Regions from separate parts of the Mus musculus genome. Here region 1 is linked to region 2. A link is a contact called in ENCODE Hi-C or POLR2A ChIA-PET data. All regions are on one chromosome and are shown on one strand. Each heading gives the region's core, a stretch centred on a gene start or an enhancer-like site at or near the end of the contact. The rest is flanking DNA. Distances are from core to core; before and after follow the strand shown.

Region 1 (5,164 bases), core at 200-2,699, 36 kb before region 2:
GGCTTAGCACCTTTACGGCTTTTCCAACTAAATATTCACAGTTCTTCCCGTGTGACCACCTGGCAAAGGAAACTGGTTTAAAATACACAAGGCTTGTCTGTGGAATGCCAAAGGCCTCGAGAAAGGAACTCCTGGTTAAAGCCAGAAGGACTAAACCAGAGAGCACTTTTGTTCTACTCTGCAGGGTTTGGGTCACTTGAGACTGTCTGCCTTTGGCATTAGGTCACAAGGGAAAGAAGGGGTTTGGCCTGCCCCCCACCCCCACACTTCACAGCTTGTTGTTTCTGGAAAGTGGAATTCCAAATTAGCCATTCATCAGCCGGCTATGGAGAGTAATCTGCCCCCTGGGATTGCTTCCCAGAGGTGTAAATGCTTTGTGTGTACAGCACTCCCCTAACCTTCCCATGCCGTCTCTGAAGCGCTAACTAATGAGGGTCGCGTACTTCTGGAATAAGGCTCTACTGTCCCGTGACTTGGTTTAATGTGTTATGCACATTTCATCCTTATATACAAACGTCTGCCTTGCTGCAGAGCTCTAGTCGACGGGGAGGAGAAGGTAGGGAGAGCTCTTTGGTAGAGTGAAATTCAGTGAAACAAATATGCCCTGGGATCTTTTTCCTGTCACAATGTCCTGCAAGTTGAGATGACCGTACACACATTAAATCTCACAGTAAATGGGAATGCTGGTGGGAACCCAACTTAGACAAGCAGCCATCATCCACTGTAAAAACCAAGTATCTGGGACTGCAGAGTTGGCTCAGTAGTTAAGAGAGGAAATACAGTTAAAGCTAGCTTTAAAAAAACAAAACCAAAAAACCCACAACCAAACAATTTTCTCTTTTTACAAATTAACAATTTTTTGAGACAGGGTCTCATGGCTCCCAGCCTGGCCTTGAACTCTTTATAAAACTGAGGTTGACTTTGAATTTCCTATCCTCCGGTTTCCAACTCCTGAGTTGCGGGGGTGGGGGTGAGGGTGGGGGTCTCCCACCTTTAAACCAATAGGTGTTAGGCAAGTTATTGTATTAAATGGTCTATTAAACATTTCATTTTTCCCCACAATAGAAATATCTCCTCCATGTTGACTATAGAAATCTCTCCCCCACGACATCTTGCTTTACCACCCTGGTGTGTTGGTGTTCTCTGCAAGCAACTTTTCTACTGGACAAGAACACCCAAGTAAGACACTTTCTACTTCCAGTGTGATCTGGGAATGCCAACCACGTTCTGTACCTGGCCTTGCTGAGTGCTGCGTTTCTGCTGTGCAGCGTTCTCTGGGTAACCTCTAAGTTCCACTTAAATAGACATGACCAGTAATATGAGACTGGCCAGGAGGACAGCTGCTTCTGAGTTCCACTTAAATAGACATGGCCAGTGACATGAGAGTAGCCAGGAGAACAGCTGCTGCCTGCTCGCATTTGTTAGACCTCAGACTCTCATGACCTAACAGCAGCCAGTGGAAACTTGGAGCCAAACTGTCTTTGGAGAAGGCTCTGAGGGAACCAGAGCCCTGGTGCACTTGCTTCTTAGAGTCATGGCCCAGGACTTAGCTGCTCTCCATGAGGCAGCTCGCCTGTGCCAAGCACTCTCACAAATGCATTCCCTTAACCACCACCCCATATCTAGGGCCCAAGATTTCTCTCACTTTTATATTTGGTGCCAGTGCCAGGAAGCTGCAGGCAGGCACCAAAGAATCCTGAATGTCAACAACATGATCACTAACCACTCTGGGTCTCACCTGGTAATGAGTTCTCTGCTCTGTGAGGAAGAGGATGTCTGTGAAAAATACACAGCTTGCACCCATATTGTGACAGAGATTAGAATTCTAGCAGATGCTTCTTAGAAAAGGCACCGTGTCCAAGGAGAGACACAAACTCCATGAAGAACCTCTTCCCTGAGGTGGGTTTACCATCCTCTCTGGGAGAACCTTAAAACCACTTCGGTCTAGTGTTTCTTTTGGTAATGTGGCCCCCAAATGGTAGAACTTCTTGCTCCACATCCCTGGGTTTAGCCCTGTTATCACCAAAGCCAACTGTTAGTGTGTGGACACTGATTCTCAACATTCCTATTTGCCCAGAGACAACTCTTGCTCTCAGGATCATGGACAGGACTCTCCCACCAAGCCATCCTGCAGCCCACTCGGAAACAGAACCATTTCTTAGTTGCTCCCCATTCTTCGGTTCTGAATGGCATTTTCCCCTGAGTATGAAAGAGGAGACTTCCACTGGAGCATCCTGCTTTTCCCTCCTGGAAGAACTGGTGTCAAGATCAAGTCTCAGTGAATGGTGCCCTCTGTCAAGTGAAGGGAAGGGAAGTGATAGAGATGGACACTATCTGAGTTTTAGCTTTTGGGTACAAATACATATTCATGTGTGCATGTGTGTGTGTGTGTGTGTGTATATTATATACAAGTATGTACAAATGTGTGTGTGTATTATACATAAGTGTGTACAAATGTGTGTGTGTGTGTATTATACCTAAGTGTGTACAAATGTGTGTGTGTGTGTGTGTGTGCGCGCGCGCGCGCTCGAGTGCATGTGAAGGTCACATCAACATCAAGTGTCTTCTTCAATTACGATCCGCCATACTTTTGAGATAAGGTCTTTCACTGAACCTGGAGCTTCATGGTTTGTCTAAACGAGGATCAGGGCTCTTCCCATCGCCACCTATTTGGCTCTGGGATTACAGGAGCACCCAGCTTCCTACGTGGGTGCAGGAACCCAAACCCAGGCTGTCATGTTAGCACGGCAAACACTTAGCCGACTCTCCTAGTATTGTGATTATAAAGTATTAAGATGTAGAATCTGTATGCAAGGACCATTTATTTGTCCTTCCCATGGGTAAAACTGTCTCGACGCTTTAACTCTTTTGAAAGCATATGCAAACATATACAAGCACATACAACATAGATACCTGTGTTGATTCTGGCACATGGCTAACCCAGCATGCTTTCTCTAAATGTGAACGTAAGTTGGCAATCAGTTCTCCTAGCTTCCACAAAGCAAACATACCACGTGAGCCGAGGCTCTGGCCACCCTGCTACAGAGCAGTGCAACTTCACATTCTCCTTCTCCCAAACTGTGTGAGAACGAGGCTTAATGATAAACTCAGGAGCATGAAGGAGATGGTCTTCATTTAGCTTGCCGTGATATGTTTGGGTCTCTTCTAACTGAAAAAGCAAGCAAGGAAACAACAAGCACACGTTTTAAAAATGCTACCACGTGAAATTTCCTTCTAGTGCTAACATAACACGGAGAAAGCCAAAATTTTACTTTTGCTTTGTTTTTTGTTTTTGAGAGAGATTCTTATATAGTCTAGGCTGGCCTCAAACTCACTTTATAGTCAAGAATGACTTAAATTTCTGAGCTTTATGATTTTATATCTTAAGTTCAAGAATTACAGGCACCCATTATCATGTCCGAGTTCATGGCTTGATGGGGATTCATCCTGTGGCTTTAGGCGTTATGCAAGCAGTATCAACTTACTACACTCTCAGAGCTAATTTTTACATTTTGATACTTATTTTTACAGTCGGGTAGAACAATTTTTGATTTAAAAAATGGGTTTGGTTATTTAAAACCCTAAGATTGAGCAATGTTCCTAGAGTGGATTTCTAGCGTGGCTTCGGAAACATACTTAAATCTTTCAGATCTGAAATGCCATGAAGTTTGGGGTTCCAAAGCATGCTTTTGTTTGACCTACATATCCCAACGTCTTTTCTCCTTGTTTCTGTTAGCTTTGTTTCCCAGTACCACATCGTTCTGCCCTTGAGACAAACTAGTCCATTTATACACATGTGCTCACACACAGCCCATGAAACACTTTTGCCCTCGTCTAAATAGCCTGAAATTAGCTCCTTACTGTTTTCTTCAGTGACAGCTCTTCCGCCTTTTCTCGAATTGCAATGTTCCTCGACTTCTTTTCAAACGTTTCCTCTCGTTGAAGGGTGGACGTGGTCCGTTTGGAGGTTGCGGACTGTTTGGAGGCTGTGCTCTGTTTGGAAGCTGCAATAGCTTCCTCACTCGCAAGGAGAGTCTTCTGAGCGATATAAGCAGCAGCCTCTTTAATTCTTTCTTCTTCCGAGTCTCTGATCCCACTGATGTGCACTTGCCTGAAACAGTGGAGCTGAATGTAGAAACGGTGTGACAACGACAAGATTACCCAGCTTCACTGAGCCCAGGCAGGGGCTCCCATGCCCAGAGATAACCCTGGAATGATGGCGCAGAAGTTAGGAGCATGCGCAGAGGGCCCTGGTTCAGTTCCCAGCGTCCAGGTGTTGACTCACACCTTTCTGTAGCTCCAGTTCCCTAGGGGGCCACTGCCCTCTGCTGACCTCCATGAGCAAGGCATGAAGGGGATGCACTTACATACAAGCAAGCAAAAGATTCATACACATAAAACAACACACACCAAAAAATAAATCTTTAATAACGTCCTAGTAAATCAAAGTCTCTTTGTTATAGAAGAAAGTGTCTTCCTTTAACATTAAGAATGACAAGAGTGGGCTGGAGAGATGGCTCAGAGATTAGGAACACTGACTGCTCTTCCAGAGGTCCTGAGTTCAAATCCCAGCAACCACATAGTGGCTCACAACCATCTGTAATGGGATCCAATGCCCTCCTCTGGTGTGTTTGAAGACAGCTACAGTGTACTCATTTACATAAAATAAGTAATTCTTTTATAAAAAAAAATGACAAGAGTAATATTCCTATCCTGGTTCTGGCACCTTTCAGGTGATACTTCATTCCATCCAAACTAAAGCCCACAAGGGAAACACTATCACTGCTACTTCAGATACATGGTAGCAAGACTTAAAGAAGCTAAGTGAATTGTCTGAGGAGTGTCATTGGTCAACTCAGTGTATTTATAATAAAAGATGAAGTTATACATTTTTTCCAGAAAAGTTGATTGCATCCAATGAAATAGAGACAAGATGTCTGAAGCCTGAAATCTAACTGTGTGCACTTGGCTGCAGTGCACAGCCCAGGGGCCTTGTATGTAAACGTGTCCTAATCCACACAAGACTCTGGTGCATAGTAGGTCTCTCTGGGACATTGTATAGTTTGGGATTTTAACATACATAACTTAAAAAGTTATTATCAGTGTATACTCATTCTGCAAAGTAATTTGGTTTTGACATTGTATTCATATACTATACATTGTA
Region 2 (4,762 bases), core at 837-3,336:
GGATCTGAAGGCGACCAGGAGAGGCTGTCCTCTGCGGTAGGAGACTGTCCTCTGCGGTAGCTAGAGGAGACTGCCTTTCCACATTAGGTGGAGCCTGAGCATAGGCGACACAAAGCCTACTCCAACAGTGATACACTTCCTCCAACAAGGCCACACCCACTCCAACTAGGTCTTACCTAATAGTGCCACTCACTCCCTGTGCCAATCGCATTCAAACCACCCACAGTAAGCAAGGAGCTGGAGAGGTAGCTTAGCAGTTAAGAGTACTGGCTGTTCTTGCAGAGGTTTTGGCTTCAATTCCCAGCACCCACATATATGGGATCTGATGCCCTCTTCTGGTGTGTAGATGTACATGCAGTTGAATATCCATATACACAAAAGAAATAACTGAAATTGTAAATGATCTCATTTCACCAGAAAGCCTTGTAAGGCGGGCTGGAGGGATATCAGAAAATTAGGCCTCAGGTCAACCCAGGGACTTGCTCTCCGAGTTACACAGCTTGCTAAAGGAAAGATATGGGGCAGAACCCAAACTGTCAAACTTGGAGTAAAAAGGACTCACCTGCTGTTTCATGAAGAGTTCTGTTAGGTTACAAAAGAACAGGCTCGTAGATGTCAGAGGCCTTCAGAAGTGGGTGTAGTCATTAGAACTTCATATCAGACATTACACTATGCAGACTTCCTTTTCCACCTTGATTTGATATGTCCATGGTTATCTATGGCAATGAATACAGGGTGAACAGAAACCAATTTCATATGAGCTGGGTTCTTTGCCCCTCCAGAGGACCTGACACACTTCTCTCTCCTCTTTCCTCTATCAACTCCTAGAATCGGCACAATTGCCCTCTGGGACATCTTCCACTAGTCCCCAGGTAGGTTTATTTGCTCTTCTGTAACTTATTCATATTTGTTTCCTTGTAGATCTCCGCCCTTTCTCTTCCATCCCACAACCCAGTCCCGAGGTAGCAACTGTTCATTTTAAAACAGGCAAGCCAGAGCCTTCCCCCTCCTCCCACAGCACTTACCAGTCTAAACCTATTGATTCATTTGGCAAGGACATATCAGGCAGCTCCTAGAGAAGCAACAAGGTCCCGTTTTCCAGCTGAGGTGGGACGGATAATGCCCATCCTGAAAAGGGGTTTTGGTGTTCTCCTTCTGGACAGGGAGCTGAGGAAGGCCTAAGCTTTCCAGGGTGACAGGCCACCTCCTCGTAGAGGCATTAGGGCATTGCTGCACTGCCTCAGAATCCACGGTCTCTGACTGCTCAGACCTCTGAGTTTGTACTGTCATAGCCAGCCACCAGCTGTGTCCCCAGTCTTCCTTAAAAGTCATGTTGGGCCCCTTAAAGTCCCTGAAGATGAAGAACACACTCTTAAAGACCTTGGTGTAGGGAGCTGGAGATGAAGTACCCAGTTATTTGTATTTGTACAAGTATCAAAGGGAGAAAAATTTTGTTTCTGACATCTGTAGGATTAGGACATTTTCCCCCTCAGCGGCTCTGCTTTTGAGTTAACTTCAAACCATATCACTGATTAATGGGAGGAATGTTTCTTGAAGAAAACATCCAGTCTTGGGGATACGAATCCCGCCAGGCTCGTAATAATCTCTCTTCCTTTAAATAAGAACTATTGTTAGCAGCTGCTCCACGCAAGGAGACCCGGCGGGTAAATTGGTCCAGCACTTTATTCCAATTACATCATTCACCCTCGAGCGACATAGGTGGAGCAAGCAGGAGTCACCATCAGGGTAAAGGGGGACTCTTGTAGAAAGTTCCAGAGAACGTTTGGGAAGAGGGCAATCGATATTGAATTCATGAACTCTTAAGTGGACCAAAGAGACAGCGCGGCGGCGGCCCTGAAACTTCAGTGTTTCCTCCCGCGTGGGAAGCGTGAAGAACTCCATAAAAAACTCCCACGCTGCCCAGACCCAGAGGCGCTGACCTAGACAGTGAGTCACCCTAGCTTCCTGCGCAGGCGCGCTCCAGCTGCGGGGCGAGGGGAGGCCCCGGGCTCTGGGGGGCGGGGCCAGGGCCAGTCACGTGACGTCCGCGGCCCGGCTCCTCAATTGCCCTAAAAGGACTTAGACGGGGGTCCCCGCCTCTCGCCGCGCTCTGGAATGCGGGCAGAGGGAGAGCTCCGGGCCAGGCGCAACCATCTGCTGACAGGGGGGAGGGCGCAGAATCACAATTCTAAAAGAGACGGGAGAAAGAGGAAGAGCCGGTGATTAGACCGAGAGACCCTCCACAGGATTCTTTAAGCCCTACTCCGCGTCCCGGACTCCCCGTCGGCGCCCCACGCCTGCCATCCGCTCTGTCACCTTCCCCGAGGCGCCCCCTCCCGTCCGGGCTGGCGCACCGAGGCGAAGGAGCATGGCCGCTAGGCTTCCTTCCGGTTCGCGAGCGGAGGCCGGAAGTGGCCGTACTGCGGAGTCTGGAAAGTTAGAAAGTCTGGGAGGGCGGCAGCGGCGGAGCTTCGCGGAGACGCTCACTCTCGGTTCTCGCGGCTGAGCAGGGTGAGTGGTGCTGGCCGCGGCGCGGGGCGGGGGCGGCTCGGTCCGGCCCGGGAAGGTGTCCCCGCGGGGCGGCGGGGACCGGCGGGAGCCGCGGCTCGGGGAGCGTACCTGGGCATGTGTGCGCGAGCCGGGGGAGAGCTGGAGCGAGCTGGGGGCGGCCGGGGCGCAGACCCCGCTCTGCTTCCCACACTAGGAACTTGGGAAATGTTGCTTAGCTCGCCGGCGCCGCGCGCCTTGGATCCTTGCCTCCCCGCGAAACCAGAGAGCCCCAGAGAGCTGACTCCGGAGCTCTGTTGAGTTGCTAACGTAAACTTGCCGGGATCGAGGAGGGAGTGTGCGGATAAAACCGTAAGATAGCACCGCCACCCTCGGCAACTGTCGTCGCAGCTGCGCGGCTATGTGTAGTAGCAAGACCCTGTTCAGATATACAACTCTAGTGTGCGCCCCTCTAAGTAAAACTTTTTTAAAGCGGTATTTGAACAGAGAGGAGATTTAGAGCTTCTTTTGCCTGTCGAGGGGGCTAAGTCGACTCTACAGAGGAGTGTTATTAAGAGTCTTTCAGTAGGCGTATAAACTATATTATAGATCTTTAGAGATCTTTTAAGATTTTAACATCTGAAGTGCAGACGTTGTATCAAAAGGTGACGAAAGCGAATCTTCACTAAAATTGCTGATATTTTCTTTTTTTTCTGGATGGCCTTTGATGAGGATTAATTAGAAAGGTATTTTGTCTTCAAAAGTGAGGTGTAGTTGACAAGTCGATCCTGGCGACTAATGACTTTTAAAAGGTGCTCAAAACTTTTTTTGGGTGTGGCTGTGGGAAGATCCAAGCTGACTGTCAACCGGAAGTGTGCCTAAGAAATAAAGACTTGGTTTTCCTTGAAACTGAAATACCAACTTTTAAAAACTGAGTCTATCCCCTCCCCCACATCTCATCTAGTAAGAAATGCACTGATTAAATAATAGAGATTTGATCTGGACTTCGAAGCAGGCCAAATACCTGAGGTTTTGAAATGGGAGTATTTGGAAGGATATATTTACTAGTTTTAAGAGAGCTTTTTTATTAAAAGGTATTAACTAAGTATGCTTAGTTTAGATGTTCTGTTAAGAATTTCTATCTTTTACATCTATTACAAGTTTAGGCACGTGAGATTCTATTTAATTTAGGCAATCTCATGTATATCTTTGTATGGCTTAGTCCTACTTAAGAAGTTTCATAGTCTGCTCTTTTGTTGTTGTTGTTAATTTGTTTGTTAGTTTGGGTAGGGTCTCCTTTTAGTCCATGCTGGCCTGGAACTTAAGATGGTCTTCCTACTTCCAGGGCTAGGATTATAAATCCAGTTACCAGCCATCACACCAGCTTTAGCGTTTTCAAAACTTAAGTACCAACGTTTCTATAAAGTCTACATTTCTAAAGATTCTGTAAAATCTGGTTGCCCTTGGCATGTGGAGAAAGCCTCTCCAGGACTGTCTTCACAGTCTGATGTCTTCCTTAAGCATGAGGCTGTCGCTTATTCTTGGGGGGGGGGGGGGTAGCTCAGTGGCAGAGTGCATACCTAGCATACATGAGGCAGAACTGCAAACAACCCACACCATACACCATGCATGGCTACAGCACTGTCTTGGTTTAAAACAAGGTTATACTCATTGCCATCTGTGAATAGAAACTACCTTGACCACCCTTGCCCTCCCTTCTCTGTTGATGATCTGAAACTTTCTGCTGTTTTCTAGAAGGCCAGCCAGCCAGTCTCATACCAAAGATCTTTCACAAAGCCTTCAAAGTGAGGTTCTCAGGTGATCCTGCCGTAAACCCTAACAAATATTTGCAGTTTTATTCTGCTCTTTTTAAACTAACTTGAGGATTATTTTACAGCTTCACATTTTTAGAACTACAGCAAAGAGACCAGCGCCACTCTCAAAGATTCCCTCTGACGTCACCGTGCTCCTTTACCTGAGCTTGGACAGAGAGATTAGAGTTTCTCTTGCCTGTCGAGGGGGCTCAGTCGACTCTACAGAGGAGTGTTATTAAGAGTCTTTCAGTAGGCGTATAAAATATATTAGAGATCTTTAGAGATCTTTTAAGATTTTAACATCTGAAGTGCAAAAGTTGTATCCAAAGGTACGAAAGCGAATCTCCACTAAAATTTTGGATATTTTCTTTTCTCTCGCGTTTGTAGGTTGGTGTTGTTTGGGTAGGTGGGTATTTGGCTGTGTCATGGCTGTGAAGCTCCAGGTTTCTGTGTGGGAGACA

Evidence for each region. A loop is a pair of places that touch in the nucleus more often than their neighbours do. ChIA-PET counts read pairs that join two places held with the same protein, here RNA polymerase II (POLR2A).
Region 1: a loop to region 2 is called in a map of heart, with 1.9 times the contacts of the local background. The contact joins the enhancer-like site here to the promoter of Myl12a in region 2. A Hi-C loop is called at or near these places in 5 of 37 maps with a recorded cell type or tissue (gastrocnemius and heart). POLR2A ChIA-PET finds 5 or more read pairs at or near these places in 3 of 5 experiments (Patski and embryonic stem cell).

Annotation. Positions count from the first base shown.
Region 1 is chr17:71,035,221-71,040,384 of GRCm38, reverse strand. It overlaps Myom1 (myomesin 1), which reads right to left. Exons shown (of 37, transcript NM_001083934.1): 4 at 3,862-4,111; 5 at 3,012-3,169. Among named protein-coding and RNA genes, the nearest start is that of Myom1, 18 kb to the right of the region's middle. Within about 2 kb of position 1,449, at least 1 of the 3 ENCODE cell types and tissues checked has a DNase peak (open chromatin) inside an H3K27ac peak, as active enhancers do; it is heart, where a contact is called at or near this core.
Region 2 is chr17:70,999,857-71,004,618 of GRCm38, reverse strand. It overlaps Myl12a (myosin, light chain 12A, regulatory, non-sarcomeric), which reads left to right and starts at 2,086. Exons shown (of 4, transcript NM_026064.2): 1 at 2,086-2,511. It also overlaps a transcript of Myom1 not described here.